5 separate regions of the Homo sapiens genome follow, and all the other regions are linked to region 3. A link is a contact called in ENCODE Hi-C or POLR2A ChIA-PET data. All regions are on one chromosome and are shown on one strand. Each heading gives the region's core, a stretch centred on a gene start or an enhancer-like site at or near the end of the contact. The rest is flanking DNA. Distances are from core to core; before and after follow the strand shown.

Region 1 (2,700 bases), core at 35-2,534, 1.6 Mb after region 3:
GGTCACCAAAGATTTCTTTTTCATAATATAATTCATTGTTGTCAAAAAATGCCAGGGAATGGATCACCTTACAACTGCTAGAATAGCTATCATCAAAAAGACGAAAGGTAACAAACGTTGGCAAGGATTTGAAGAGAACACTTATACACTACTGATGGTAATTTTAATTAGTATAGCCATTATAGAAAATGGTATGGAAGTTCCAAAGAAAAATTTAAAAATAAAACTACCAGGTGATCCAGGAATCCCACTTCTGGGTCTTTATCCAAAGGAATTGAAGTCAGCACGTCAGGCCGGGCATAGTGGCTCACGCCTGTAATTCTAGCACTTTGGGAGGCTGAGGCGGGCGGATCTCCCAAGGTCAGGAGTTCGAGACCATCCTGGCCAACATGGCGAAACCCGTCTCTACCAAAAATACAAAAATTAGCCGGGCGTGGTGGTGGATGTCTGTAGTCCCAGCTACTCGGGAGGCTGAGGCACGAGAATCACTTGAACCCGGGAGGCAGAGGTTGCAGTGAGCCGAGATTGCGGCATTGCCCTCCAGCCTAGGCAACAAGAGCGAGACGCTGTCTCAAAAACAAAAACCAAAACCAAAAAACCCCACAAAGTTATTGAAAGAAATAAATAAAAATAAATACGTAAATAAAAGAAGGAAATTCTGACACATACTAGAATATACATAAATGTATGTAAATGAATAAATGAATATATGAATGTGAGAATAAGAAGTGAGCGCGTCATTTTTTACCGTTCTCCCAGCTCAAAACGTTTTCGCCCCGTCCAGCTTTTCGGCCTCCTCCGGGCGCCCCCTGCCGGTGGGCCGCTTGCCCGTGCTCCAAGCCCAAAACAGACGCGTCCCCTCTAGTCGCTTTTAGCCTTCGGTCTCGGTCCTGATTGGCTCAGAGTCGCTCGTGATCCCTTTTGGGAAATGTAGTCCTTAAGGGTATCGCGCCTGCTTTTTCTATACGCTCTGACGCAGAGATAGCCACGGGAAGTACGTCACCAAATTTCGCCGGTTCCCACAAGCTAGGTCGTGTGACGCTGCATGACGGGAATTGTAGTCCTCAAATTGCTAGCTTCCGATGCCATGCGCTGCGACTGGAACGCCAATTCCCACCATGCCGCGCGCTCACAGCTCTCAGGGGCTGTCCTGTGGCCTTTGGGGAAGTGTAGTCTTGAGCCCCCAAGATTCCTTTTCTGTTCTATGGAGTGGGCCCGCGCAAAGGACTCCATTTCCCGGCGTGCTGCCATCCGTCGGGTCGCGGCAGCCATTTTGTTCCGCCCGAGGAGACCCTAAGATGGCGGCGAGGGGGACGGTGAAGGTTGCCTCCCGCCCGTCCGGGCTCTGATCCTCCGTCTCCCCGTCCCCCGGCGGCCGGCCCATGGCCTGGCGGAGGCCCGAACCATGGACCTCCGCACCGCCGTGTACAACGCCGCCCGTGATGGCAAGCTGCAGCTGCTCCAGAAGCTGCTCAGCGGCCGGAGCCGGGAGGAACTGGACGAGCTGACGGGCGAGGTGGCCGGCGGGGGAACGCCGCTACTCATCGCCGCCCGCTACGGCCACCTGGACGTGGTGGAGTACCTGGTGGACCGGTGCGGCGCGAGCGTGGAGGCCGGTGGCTCGGTGCACTTCGATGGCGAGACCATCGAGGGCGCGCCGCCGCTGTGGGCCGCCTCCGCAGCCGGCCACCTGGACGTGGTGCGGAGCCTGCTGCGCCGCGGGGCCTCGGTGAACCGCACCACGCGCACCAACTCCACGCCTCTCCGCGCCGCCTGCTTCGACGGCCACCTGGAGGTGGTGCGCTACCTGGTCGGCGAGCACCAGGCCGACCTGGAGGTGGCCAACCGGCACGGCCACACGTGCCTCATGATCTCGTGCTACAAGGGCCACCGTGAGATCGCCCGCTACCTGCTGGAGCAGGGCGCCCAGGTGAACCGGCGCAGCGCCAAGGGCAACACGGCCCTGCATGACTGCGCCGAGTCCGGCAGCCTGGAGATCCTGCAGCTGCTGCTGGGGTGCAAGGCCCGCATGGAACGTGACGGCTACGGCATGACCCCGCTGCTCGCGGCCAGCGTGACGGGCCACACCAACATCGTGGAGTACCTCATCCAGGAGCAGCCCGGCCAGGAGCAGGTCGCAGGGGGAGAGGCTCAGCCTGGGCTGCCCCAAGAAGACCCCTCCACCAGCCAGGGGTGTGCGCAGCCTCAGGGGGCTCCGTGCTGCAGCTCCTCCCCAGAGGAACCACTGAACGGGGAATCTTACGAAAGCTGCTGTCCCACCAGCCGGGAAGCTGCCGTGGAAGCCTTGGAATTGCTGGGAGCTACGTATGTGGATAAGAAACGAGATCTGCTTGGGGCCCTTAAACACTGGAGGCGGGCCATGGAGCTGCGTCACCAGGGGGGCGAGTACCTGCCCAAACCGGAGCCCCCACAGCTGGTCCTGGCCTATGACTATTCCAGGGAGGTCAACACCACCGAGGAGCTGGAGGCGCTGATCACCGACCCGGATGAGATGCGCATGCAGGCCCTGTTGATCCGGGAGCGCATCCTCGGTCCCTCGCACCCGGACACTTCCTATTACATCCGTTACAGGGGTGCCGTGTACGCCGACTCGGGCAATTTCGAGCGCTGCATCCGCTTGTGGAAGTACGCCCTGGACATGCAACAGAGCAACCTGGAGCCTCTGAGCCCCATGACCGC
Region 2 (2,700 bases), core at 154-2,653, 1.9 Mb before region 3:
CCAGCTGCGCCAAGGTGCAGACCCGCCCTGGGCATGCTGGCCTGTGACGGAGCCTGAGGTCACAGCCCCCTGACTAGCCTGAGACCTTCCTAGGGGCTGTGGCTGTTTCCGGGGAGGCCGGGAGGGGCAGCTGTGAGCCCTGTGGAGGACGTTGGGAGTAACGCTGCTTTGCTTTGGCAGGTTGAAGGGGCCCGGCCAGGACTCGGGGAAGGGTGGCCTGAGAGCAGCGATGACCTCTGGGGTCACTGTCCCAGGAGGGACTTCACCTGGAACAAGAGCTGGAGGCAGCCGCTTGCCCAGGAGGCTTGTCCCCTGTAAGTGCTTTCGGGAAGAGTGGCATGTGGCGCTGAGCCCTGTCCCGGGCGGCACCTGGGCGTTTCAGTGAGTCCTGCTCTCCCGCACCTATGGCCCCATGGCGGGCGCCTTTCGGTGTGTGTTGGGTGCAGGGCAGCGCCTCCCGGGAGCGCCGGGTCCCCCGCCTGGAGCCCGCGCCTGTTCTCCCTCCCTTCCTCCTCCTTCCAGGAGGCGCTTCGCCAGTGAGGTGCGGGCTCAGGGCCTCGAGTCTCTCCTGGAGCACGGGCTGCGGTGCGCCGGCAGCTTACGGGGCGGCCAGTCCTTGCCCACAACGATGTGGAGCCCTGTGAAAGTCGGATTCGAATAAAGGGCCACGTGTGCACCCAGAAAGCCGAGTCTGTGGTTCAGGGGGGTCTGTCGGCGGAGCGGGGCCACTGGAAGAAAAGCCTGCGGACCTCGGTTCAGCGCACGAGTAGGACCCGACAGGGAAGACTGCAAGGGTCATTGTCCGAGCAGTGACCGCGGGGGGCTCGCCACTGAGGGGGTTCGCAGCGCGGAGACTCCAGTCTCGCGGGATCTGAGGCGCACTCGGCTTCGAGGGAGCGGCGGCCGCGCAGCCGCTGTCAGGCCCCGTCTTGGGCCGAGTCCCGGGTTCCCTGTAGCAGGCTTGGGAGCGGGGCGCCACCTTCCTGGGCCCTGGACGTGGCCGACGCGTTCTCAGTGTCCGTGAGGCCGGGGCAGGAGTGGCGGGGGTCGCCCCGAAGTGGGTGGGAATGAGCGGCCCGAGGTCCTGAAGTCGGGGTCCGCCCCGTCTCCCCGCTGCCAGCCCGATTTCCTCGGAAGCCGCGACCCCCCACGCTGGGCTGGCAGTTCTGGGCTCTGCCGGCTGCGCCTTGCCGGGACTCCCACGGGCGGGCTCCGGGCCTCCGTCCTGATCCCTTGGAGCGGTTCGACGAAGCAAGTTCCGCGGCGGGCGCGCGGGGCACTGTGGGTAGCGCCGGGGCTCACCAGGCGGAGGCGGGGCCCGGCGTCAAGCTCCGCCTCCGCGCCCCATTGGCTGGCATCACCTCCGCGCGCCTGACTGACAGCGCGCATAGGGGCGGGGCGCCGCCACCGCTTCCGCCGGGCCATGGGGCCGCGCGTGCTGCAGCCGCCGCTGCTGCTGCTCCTGCTGGCGCTGCTGCTGGCGGCGCTGCCGTGCGGTGCCGAAGAGGCCTCGCCGCTGCGCCCCGCGCAGGTCACGTTGTCGCCGCCGCCGGCCGTGACGAACGGGAGCCAGCCGGGCGCGCCACACAACAGCACGCACACGCGTCCGCCGGGGGCGTCGGGCTCGGCGCTGACGCGCTCCTTCTACGTGATCCTGGGCTTCTGCGGCCTGACCGCGCTCTACTTCCTGATCCGGGCGTTTAGGTGCGTCAGGCGCACGTGGGCGCCGTCTCTCAGCCTTGGCCAATTAGCGCGCGCCTAGTGCGTCACGTGCCGGGCCGCGGGGTCCTCCCCTCCCTCCCTCCCTCCCTCCCTCTCTCCCTGTTGGAGTGGGCGTGGGCGGTGCTGTGCGGGGTCGTCACGTGGTGTGGGCGGTGCAGGGGCCACGGGACTCACCCGCTCTCCAGCCTGCGCCTGGGGTTGGAGGTGCCCAGCGCGCCGCCTCTTAACTCGGGGGTGACGCTGCCCGTTTCCCAGGTGGGGCCACTGAAGCCGGAGCATGCCGGGCAGGGGTCAGGCCCTGGCGGGGCGAGGGGGCCTCCTTGGCTCCTTGTCGCCGGATGCCCGTCCTCGTTCTCATCTTCCCGCCTGCCGCCAGGCCTTTCCGTGGGGTCCCGATATTTTCCTTTCTGCTTCTACCCACTGAAGCTGGTTCGTCGCCAGGGTCGGCCACGTGCCCGCCTTGGGTGCTCCCACAGCCCGGGAGGTGCAGCTGCGTCCCCAGACCCTCGCGGGGGTCTCCAGCTGTAGGCAGCCCCTGGGCAGGAGGGGCTTCTGCGTGTTCAGGCCACCCCGGCTTCCCTGGCCTGTGGCTCCAGTCTCCTCTGGGCTCCTGACTACCCAGTGTGGCTGCTTCTCCCGGGTGGGAGAGACACAGCGAGGACCTTATCCCTCCCCATCACCACCCTGGCAAAGTCAAGCCGCTTTTTATTTTTTATAAGTTTTTATTGTAGCGATGGGGTCTCGCCATGTTACCCGCGCTGGTCTGAACTCCTGGGCTCAAGTGATCCTTTTTCGTTGGCCTCCCAAAGTGCTGGCATTATAGATGTGAGCACCTGCACTCCGCCATGCTGCTTTTTATGGGCCCTGTGCAGAGCCTCCCCTGTGCTCCACACCTCTTCCTGTGGAAGCACCTGCTGCGCGCTCTCCCCTGCCTGTATGCCGCGCCCTCCCTGCCTCCCGGGCTGCTGGGGCCACCAG
Region 3 (2,700 bases), core at 110-2,609:
GGCACACAGTAGGTGCTCAGTGACCCAGCAGCACACTCAGAAACTCCCTTTCTAGCCGGGCGCGGTAGCTCACGCCTGTAATTTACAGCTACTCAGGAGGCTGAGACACAGGAATTGCTTGAACCCAGGAGGTGGAGGTTGCGGTGAGCTGAGATCAAGCCACTGCACTCCAGCCTAGGTGACAGAGACTACATCTCAAAAACAAACAAACAAACAAACAAACAAACAGAATTCTCACATGCTGCTGGCAGGGAGAGTGCTTGATTCTTTATCATTATATCTGAGGAAACTGAGACTCTGAGAGGTGAAGCGACTTGCCCAAAGCCACACAGCTGGGAAATGGAGGAGTTGGGATTTGAGCCCAGGCTCTTAATCGGCACCAATGCCACTTCTCACTTGGGACAGAAAGGAAGCCCTGACTCCTTAGGCAGCTGTACGGAGCCTGGGATGATAACGTGCTGAGAGCCAGGGCTACTGTCTGCTGCACCCTGGGGCTCAGTCTCCCCATCTGTACAAAGGGACGTTCCTTAGGTACCTCCAGCCCTGAGACACTGGGTTTTAACTTTAAATTTCTGATGAACAACAAATACTTTTTTAGTATAAGTATGCCCCAAATATGAATAAAGATAAATATAAATACCTGCCACCGACCCCTGCACAAACCGCAGGTTCCAGACTACAAGTCCCACAACCCACTGCGGCCTCCCTTAGGAACTGACTATCATGACTTTCTATTTTTCATTCATTCATTCAAAAATGGTATAGGCCACCCGCCGTGCGCCAGGTCTTGTGCTAGATGCCGGGGATACATCATATGCACAAAACAGACAAAAGTTTTTGCCTTCGTGGAGTTTGACATCTACATCCTCGGGAGTTTTAAGTGATTTTTGTTTTTCTCAGCAATTTCTGCCAGGACGACTACAGTTCCCGTGACCCTTTGTGTGTTTGACGGGACTACAACTCCCAGAAGACCTAGCGCGCCAGGCAGGCACTTCCTTTTCTCTTTATCCCCAACTTCCTTCCAGGTCGCAAGGTCACGTCCTGTCCCCACCTTTCGCCCCTCACCCTAGCTCCCCCAACGCCAAAGACAAGGTTAAGAAAGTGATATCGCGAAATAGTTTTTTAAAGCATTTTATTGCATTTTATGACTTGGAGTTTATGTGAAACCTCAACGGTATTAGCCGAACAGCCTGCCGCACCTTCCGGGAGTTCCAGAGTGGGCCTACAACTCCCACAGGGCTCCGCGAGCGCCGGACGGACGGACTACAATTCCCGACAGGCAGCGCGGCTGGCGGGGCGGTTCGCCGCGGTGCCCACAGGACCTCAGGGCGAGTGCGGGCTGCCCCGCGCGGCGCCCGCAGGACCCCGGCGGCTACCCATGCCGAGGTGAGTCCGCGGGAGCCGCCGCCGCCGCCGTCCCGTCCCAGCTGCCGCCCCGCGCGGCCCCGCCGCCGGCCAGGATGCTGGAGGAAGCGGGCGAGGTGCTGGAGAACATGCTGAAGGCGTCTTGTCTGCCGCTCGGCTTCATCGTCTTCCTGCCCGCTGTGCTGCTGCTGGTGGCGCCGCCGCTGCCTGCCGCCGACGCCGCGCACGAGTTCACCGTGTACCGCATGCAGCAGTACGACCTGCAGGGCCAGCCCTACGGTGCGTGTCCCCGGCCCACCCTCGGGGCTCCCCGGGCTCCCCGGCCACGCCACTCCGGCCCGGCGATCCCCAGGCCGATCCCTAGCTCCGGCCTGGGCTGCCCGACCCATGCTCAGGCCCCAGGCGAGGCAGAGCCCTGCCGCCCTGGACCCCCGGGCGCCCTGGAATCCCTGCTCTCCTTGCCTAGCGCCCAGGGACCCCCCGCGCTCGCTCCCACAGCCCCCGGCCCCTGCCTAGGTCTCCCTGCCCCGGAACCCATGGCCGGGCCAAGCGTCCCGCGTCCCTGGAGCCCTAAGTCCCCTCTCTCCTGTCCCCAGCTGGGCCGGCGTCTGCCTGCCTTGCCGAGTTTCTCCCTCCTGGGCCCCCTCCGCCCCTTAGGCTTCCTGGTCCGGGCTCACTTGAGCAGACGCTCCCGTCCTGACCTCCAGCTCCCAGGGTCCTGTTCTGGAGACCATCTGGTTGGTCTCTGGATTCACTGGGTCACGTCCGTGTTCCCAGGCCTCTCGCCTTTAGCTGACTGCGTTTGGAGTTAAAGGTCCCTGCACTGATTTCTGCCAGGCTGAGCCACCCGACGCGGTGGTCCAGCATTCCCCACCCCCTCCCACGGCCCTGGGTGCCAAGTGCATTTTGTCCAGTGCCCAAATTCAACTCCCCTGAATTTTCTCGCTCTAGTCACCGGCCCCCACGTCAAGGGCACATTTGTCCCCAGACCCCTGACGCTCTCTGGTCCCAGTTCGTGAGTCATGTTTCAGAATCTGCTAGCCCAGCTTCCCTGGTCTCCTCCCACGTCCCCAGTTCAGTCCACTCGCCTGGGGTTCCCTTTGACCCCCTTTCTGTCCCGCCTTTGATGCATACCCACGCCCTCAGCTCAGCCTCCTCACACCCACTTCCCAGAACCCCACTTGTTCCATCTTTCCAGGATTTCCTCTTCCCTTTCCAAATTCGCACCCCCTTGCCCTTGCATTCTGCAAGTCTCCCACTCAACAGCCTCGCCCCCTCCCGTCGTGGCCCTGACCCCAGTGTCTAGACCATTCCACATCCCCTTGTCTTTGCCTG
Region 4 (2,700 bases), core at 154-2,653, 1.3 Mb before region 3:
CATCGTACGCAGCTCTGAATCCCCCGCCTCAAACACAGCGAAGACGCTGGGCTGTGGGGAGCTGACAAGTGATTGCTTGCATCTGTCCACCTGCAAACAACCGCCCACAGGTGCAGGTGTCCCAAGCACACTTATCAGGGAAATCAGAAAAAAATGCTACCTTTTCTGGCAAAACAGGAAAATAAACCTATTCTTAAATCCTAGAGAAGATGTTTCTCTTTTGCAGGAAAAGGTTCTGAGCTGAGACTGTTTCATGGTTAAAGTAAAAACAGTGCTTGAAACTCACGCCCAATGAGGAAATCTGGGACGAAGGAAGTCAGGGGCTGGGTGAAGCAGAGAGCCACTATCAAGGGACAGAGGTAACAGGGGAGTCTGAATGACATCACACTCGATAACCCTCCCTCCACGACTTTCCTTGCGATGTCCCTCTTTTTCTCCAATCCAAATCCCACATCTCCTCCAAGAAACGCTGCCATGACGATGAAAACCACCATGACGCTGTGAGGTGGAGTCCACCAACGTCCTCTGCCCGACCAAAAGCATGGAATTCCTCGGAGCCCACTCGAGTAAGCTTTGACTTCCTCCCTGCCAGTCATGCTGGACACAGGGCTCGACAAACACAAGAGACGATCCTCGGACCATCCTAACTCAACGACTGGAGACTGAGGTGGCCGCTGCCAGAGGCGCGGCCGGAGGAAACGTCATGGAAATAAACAAGGGCGGCCACAAGCACATGGGGTCCGGGAAGCGGCGGGCGCCAATCAGGGGCAGGAGGAGTCCAGGACCTGCCTAGCGCCGGCCGCGCCCGTCTCCCGAGCCCCCTTGTGTCAGGCCCGGTGCCCGGTACTCAACATGCGCTCGCACTCCGCCCTCTAGACAGCCCTGGCAGGACGCGTCCTCCTAGTTGACATTTCACACTCGTGAAGACGAAGGCTTAGGGACATCTAGTGCTTTGCACCGGGTCCCAGGGTGGGTGGTTCCGGTCCCGACTGGGAAAACCGTCGCCCGCGAACGTGTGGGGAGGAGGCTGGGCCGAGAACGGGGACCCCGGGCGGGACCGGGGTGGGGTCCAGACCCGGGCAGGGGAGCCGAGCCCAAGGCAAGCAGGCGGGCGGGCATTACCTGCTGCGGGGGGCGCCTCTCCGCCGTCACCGGGCGCGCCGGAGCCCCGGGCCCCGCGGTGCCGGAAGTGGCAGTAGGGCCGCCGGCAGGGCCCCCCGGGCGCCCCAGACCAATAGGGGCAGTCAATGGCCCGGAAGAAGCCAGTGGAGCGTAGCATGGTCCGTCCCGCGGCGGGGCCCCGGCCCGGAGCCGCCCGGGCCCCAGGGCCCCCTCACTGGCGCCGCGGTCGCCGCCGCCCGCGCCTCACGGACCCCGCCGCCGCCATCTTGCTCCGAGGCCCCCGGAGGCCCTCGGGACGCCGCCGCAAGGGACCCCGGGAGGGGCTGCCCGCAGCGCGCCTGCTCAGAAACGCCTGCTCCTGCGCGACCAAGGCTGGTGACGGACCCCTGGGCCGGGACAGACGGCCGCGGGAGGAAGTAAGGAGGGCAGGGGCTGCCCTGCCTGCGGTCTCCGGGAGCCTCGCCAGCGCCGCCGCCCGACCTTCGGCGGCTGTAGCGGCGCCATCTTGAGCCCCAGGCCCCTGCGGCGCCAGGGCTGTCCACGGCGCGCCTGACCAAAAAAGCCCCGCGGGGCCCGCTATTACTCATTTGCATATTATTTCCTTTCGTTAGCATATCACCTTAAGGCGCCCTCTGCTGGACGAGGAGAGTTCTGCGGGGAGGTGGCCTTAAACCTGGGCCAGGTGAAACTCATGGTTGAATTACTCCGTTCACAGTCTTTAAAAATCCCCTCGCCCTGGTATACAGCTGGCTCTCAAGAAACGCCTTAATCTCCCCAACCTCGACTCTTGTCATCAGTCTAATGACCAGGTCCACGTTCACTCATTTGTTCAACAAATATTGAGCGCCTACTGTATACCAGCTAGAGGGTGCATTTTAACAGACAAACGAGGAACAAGGCTGGGATGGGGCAACTCTGTAGTCTGGTGGAGTAGGCCCACGTCTTAATGGGAAGTTTAACCTGGTGCATTTTGGTGGGATTGTAAAATAGTGCCACTGCTATGTAAAACAAAAAACCCAAAAAGTTTGTTTTTAAGAGACAGGGTCTTGCTCTGTCACCCAGGCTGGAGAGCAGTGGTGCGATCACGGCTCACTGCAGCCTCGACTTCCCTGGCTCAGGTGATTCTCCCACCTCAGCCTCCCGAGTAGCTAAAACCACAGGTGTGCACCATCATGCCTGGCTAATTTTTTGTATTTTGTGTAGAGATGGAAAAAGTTAAACAGAATTACCCTATGAGCAACTCTATTCCTGGGTATACACCCAAAAAGAATAGAAAGCAAAGTCTTAGGTCGGGCACAGTGGCTCATGTCTGTAATCCCAACACTCTGGGAGGCTGAGGCGGGTGGATCACTTGAGCCCAGGATTTCAAGACCAGCTTGGCCAATATGGCAAAACCCTGTCCTACTAAAAATACAAAAATTAGCTGGGCGCGATGGCTCACGCCTGTAATCCCAGCTCTTTGGGAGGCCGAGGAGGGAAGATCAACCGAGGTCAGGAGTTTGAGACCAGCCTGGCCAAGATGGCGAAACCCCACCTCTATTAAAAATACAAAAATTAGCTGGGCGTGGTGGCGGGCGC
Region 5 (2,700 bases), core at 35-2,534, 1.7 Mb before region 3:
AGGCCCCTTTCTGAGCGCCTGGACACTGCGTCCTGAGGGCCACTGGGTGACTGTAAGCCTCCTACTTTTTTTTTTTTTTTTTTTGAGACGGAGTCTCGCTCTGTCGCCCAGGCTGGAGTGCAATGGCGCGATCTCGGCTCACTGCAAGCTCCGCCTCCCGGGTTCACACCATTCTCCTGCCTAAGCCTCCTGAATAGCTGGGACTACAGGCGCCTGCCACCATGCCCGGCTAATTTTTTTGTATTTTCAGTAGAGACAGGGTTTCACCGTGTTCGCTAGGATCTCGTCTCGATTTCCTGACCTTGTGATCCGACCGCCTCCGCCTCCCAAAGTGCTGGGATTACAGGCGTGAGCCACCGCGCCGGGCCAAGCCTCCTACTCTTTGGAACCCATTACGGTGTCGTAAAATCCCCTTCCCTCCATCCCATGACCTAGACGGTGGGGAAGTCACGCCGTCTGTCCCTCCTTACCAGAGCCCCTGGGGCCCAGAGGAGGGAGGGGGAGGACAAGAGGTGCCCACTGTGTACCAGGCCCTGGCAGGCGCCATGATTTCCGTATCTGGGTCTTCCTGCCTCCTCTTGCTGTATAGACTTGGGGCCCGGGCGGGTCTGAGCCACAGAAAGCACACAGCTGTTCATAACAACCACGAGAACCACAGAAGATGGCTGGTGGCCCCAGGAGGCAGCTGAGACCCCGGGCAGGGGGTTGGCCTCCAGGCCAGGCTCACCTTGGGGTTTTTCTTCAGGTGCAGGCGGTGGCCCCAGTGCGGGGTCAGGGACTGCTGGACCACGCCCCGGTGCCGCAGGTGAAAGTACTGCCCGTCAGGGAAGATCTGGGGATGTGGGGAAGCGGCCGCACCGATGGGACCCGGCTCCCCTGCTGAAGCCCCCGAGGGCCGGTAACAGCCCCCTTCTTTGTCCTTCCCCAGCAGGTGCTCTCTGGGAGTCCCAGAAGCTGAGCTTGGCTGAGGCAGGGGTGGGCTGGGACTCTTGATATTTAGAAGACCTTGTGGGCTCCCTCCCCCTTGTCGGGGTCTAGGGTTGTTCAGTCCCCTCCAAGCCCCCACTTCCCGTCTATCCCGGTCCCACCCACCGGCCCCAGGTTGACGAAGCCGAATTTGCGTGCCAGGCGCTCGACCTCCCGGTTACCCTGGGACACCTGGACGGCCCAGCTGCTGACATAGATGGGGGCTCGGACCGGGGCCCACCCCACAGCCCGGGGGCGGACAAGGGCCAGGGCCAAGACCAGGCGCAGCCACAGCGCAATCGGGGCGGGCCGCATGGAGGCGGGGCGGGAGCGGGGCCTGCGCAAATCCCCTCCCTCCCGCCAAACCGCCGAGTGGGCCCAGGCGTCCGACCCGCCCCCGGCGCCATAGCAACGCAGAAGGCTTCGACTCCCAGGGGGCCTTGCGGCTACTCAGCCAGGAGGGGCGCGAAGATCTAACAGAAGCGGGAGAGGGACGCACGCCTGCCCGTCTTCCGCAGACCCACACCCTCGGGAGCCTCAGTTTTCCCATTTGTACAACGACAAGACTAACCCAGAGAAGCGGGTTCACTGTTGCGATAACGCGTCCTACCCTTTGTTTGACCTCTCCCACTTTCCAACACACCCCTCCTTCGAGAATCAGCCCGGCCTCCTGTCCGGCCTAATCAGAATCATTCTTTTGCGTAATCCCGCCTCCTCCGATAAGCCTCGCCCCGTTCCCGCCCCTACCATTCCGCCCTGCCTCCTTTGTGATCAGCCCCGCCCTCCACTGGTCTCGCCAATGAATCGCGTCCCGTTTCTCCAATCGGCTCGGATGTTTCTTTAGCCCCTCCCCCCGGTTCCGCCCCCCCACGCCTCTCCTCGCCCTGGCTCCACCCTTCAGCCAATAATCCCATCCTCTGACACCGCCCTTCCAATCAGCTACGTCTCGCTCCGGCCCGGCCAATCGGTGCCCTGGGCCGCCGCGCCCCGCCCTCTCCCGGCGGGGTCTGGGCAGCGGCGGCCGTGGCGGAGGGCTATGCGGCGGGGGAGACGGGGCAGGCCCCTCCTCCTTTGTCCGCCCTGCCCTCCCATTGGTCCTAGCGGGGGGCCGGGGGCGGACACCGGCGCGGGGCCGGAGCATCGCGGCTCAGGCTGCGGGAAAGCGGTGCGCGTGCAGCGGGGTGGGTGCCCTGGTCCGCGGGCGAGCTCGAGCAGCCAACCCCGGGCGCGTCGGGGCCATGGACGGCCTGAGGCAGCGCGTGGAGCACTTCCTGGAGCAAAGGAACCTGGTCACCGAAGTGCTGGGGGCGCTGGAGGCCAAGACCGGGGTGGAGAAGCGGTATCTGGCTGCAGGTGAGCCGTCGGCGCTAGCCCGTTTCGCCGACGGGCACACCGAGGCCATGGGCCTGGGGGTCGCAGACCGGACTCCTTCCCCGGCTACGGGGTCCGGTCCGGCCGGTGGAGCGCGCGAGGTGACTGGGACCTCGAGGTCCGCCCGCAGCCCTTCCCTTGCCCGCGCCCTGCGACCCTGCTCCCGGGCCACCCCTCTCTAGCTTCCGCCCCTGGCCGCCCCCCGACGCCTCCTTCCGGGCGCTGGGTGCCTGCCATGCCGAAGTCCGGTTCTTCCAGTTGCCCAGTGGCCCCAGAGGGGTCGGGATGCCAGTGTCCTGCGCGTTTCGCCGTCCCCCTTCCCCCGTGGACCCCGGCCTGGCTGCAACAGTAGAGATCTTCCCG

What was found. Hi-C counts contacts between places; a loop is a spot of excess contacts on that map. ChIA-PET counts read pairs that join two places held with the same protein, here RNA polymerase II (POLR2A). Pooled maps may share reads with other maps.
Region 1: a map of B cell shows a loop between it and region 3 (12-fold over the local background). The contact joins the promoter of FEM1A here to the promoter of NCLN in region 3. A Hi-C loop is called at or near these places in 2 of 168 maps with a recorded cell type or tissue (B cell and naive thymus-derived CD4-positive, alpha-beta T cell) and 7 of 50 pooled maps. POLR2A ChIA-PET finds 5 or more read pairs at or near these places in 1 of 52 experiments (SK-N-SH).
Region 2: a loop to region 3 is called in a pooled map, with 14 times the contacts of the local background. The contact joins the promoter of FAM174C here to the promoter of NCLN in region 3. A Hi-C loop is called at or near these places in 1 of 37 single-sample maps with no recorded cell type and 6 of 50 pooled maps.
Region 4: a loop to region 3 is called in a map of dorsolateral prefrontal cortex, with 5 times the contacts of the local background. The contact joins the promoter of REXO1 here to the promoter of NCLN in region 3. A Hi-C loop is called at or near these places in 1 of 168 maps with a recorded cell type or tissue (dorsolateral prefrontal cortex), 1 of 37 single-sample maps with no recorded cell type and 10 of 50 pooled maps.
Region 5: a loop to region 3 is called in a pooled map, with 13 times the contacts of the local background. The contact joins the promoter of PCSK4 here to the promoter of NCLN in region 3. A Hi-C loop is called at or near these places in 4 of 50 pooled maps. POLR2A ChIA-PET finds 5 or more read pairs at or near these places in 2 of 52 experiments (HEK293 and naive thymus-derived CD8-positive, alpha-beta T cell).

Annotation. Positions count from the first base shown.
Region 1 is chr19:4,790,450-4,793,149 of GRCh38, forward strand. It overlaps FEM1A (fem-1 homolog A), which reads left to right and starts at 1,285. Exons shown (of 1, transcript NM_018708.3): 1 at 1,285-2,700. The coding sequence starts at 1,406. LOC124904620 (a long non-coding RNA gene) reads right to left here and starts at 843. Exons shown (of 2, transcript XR_007067103.1): 1 at 749-843. RefSeq lists enhancers at 938-1,595, 1,106-1,375, 1,596-2,252, 1,906-1,965, 2,253-2,700.
Region 2 is chr19:1,274,127-1,276,826 of GRCh38, forward strand. FAM174C (family with sequence similarity 174 member C) reads left to right here and starts at 1,404. Exons shown (of 3, transcript NM_017914.4): 1 at 1,404-1,704. The coding sequence starts at 1,424. It overlaps CIRBP (cold inducible RNA binding protein), which reads left to right. Exons shown (of 6, transcript NM_001300829.2): 6 at 1-684. RefSeq lists silencers at 911-1,135, 1,034-1,093, 1,104-1,473, 1,804-1,873 and an enhancer at 2,434-2,513.
Region 3 is chr19:3,184,571-3,187,270 of GRCh38, forward strand. NCLN (nicalin) reads left to right here and starts at 1,360. Exons shown (of 15, transcript NM_020170.4): 1 at 1,360-1,644. The coding sequence starts at 1,461. RefSeq lists enhancers at 438-1,320, 627-766 and a silencer at 1,277-1,846.
Region 4 is chr19:1,847,080-1,849,779 of GRCh38, forward strand. REXO1 (RNA exonuclease 1 homolog) reads right to left here and starts at 1,404. Exons shown (of 16, transcript NM_020695.4): 1 at 1,123-1,404. The coding sequence starts at 1,279. RefSeq lists a silencer at 1,132-1,601 and enhancers at 1,622-1,771, 1,792-1,871.
Region 5 is chr19:1,489,066-1,491,765 of GRCh38, forward strand. PCSK4 (proprotein convertase subtilisin/kexin type 4) reads right to left here and starts at 1,285. Exons shown (of 15, transcript NM_017573.5): 1 at 1,093-1,285; 2 at 728-832. The coding sequence starts at 1,281. REEP6 (receptor accessory protein 6) reads left to right here and starts at 2,116. Exons shown (of 5, transcript NM_138393.4): 1 at 2,116-2,319. The coding sequence starts at 2,205. RefSeq lists silencers at 1,025-1,454, 1,675-2,214, 2,245-2,364.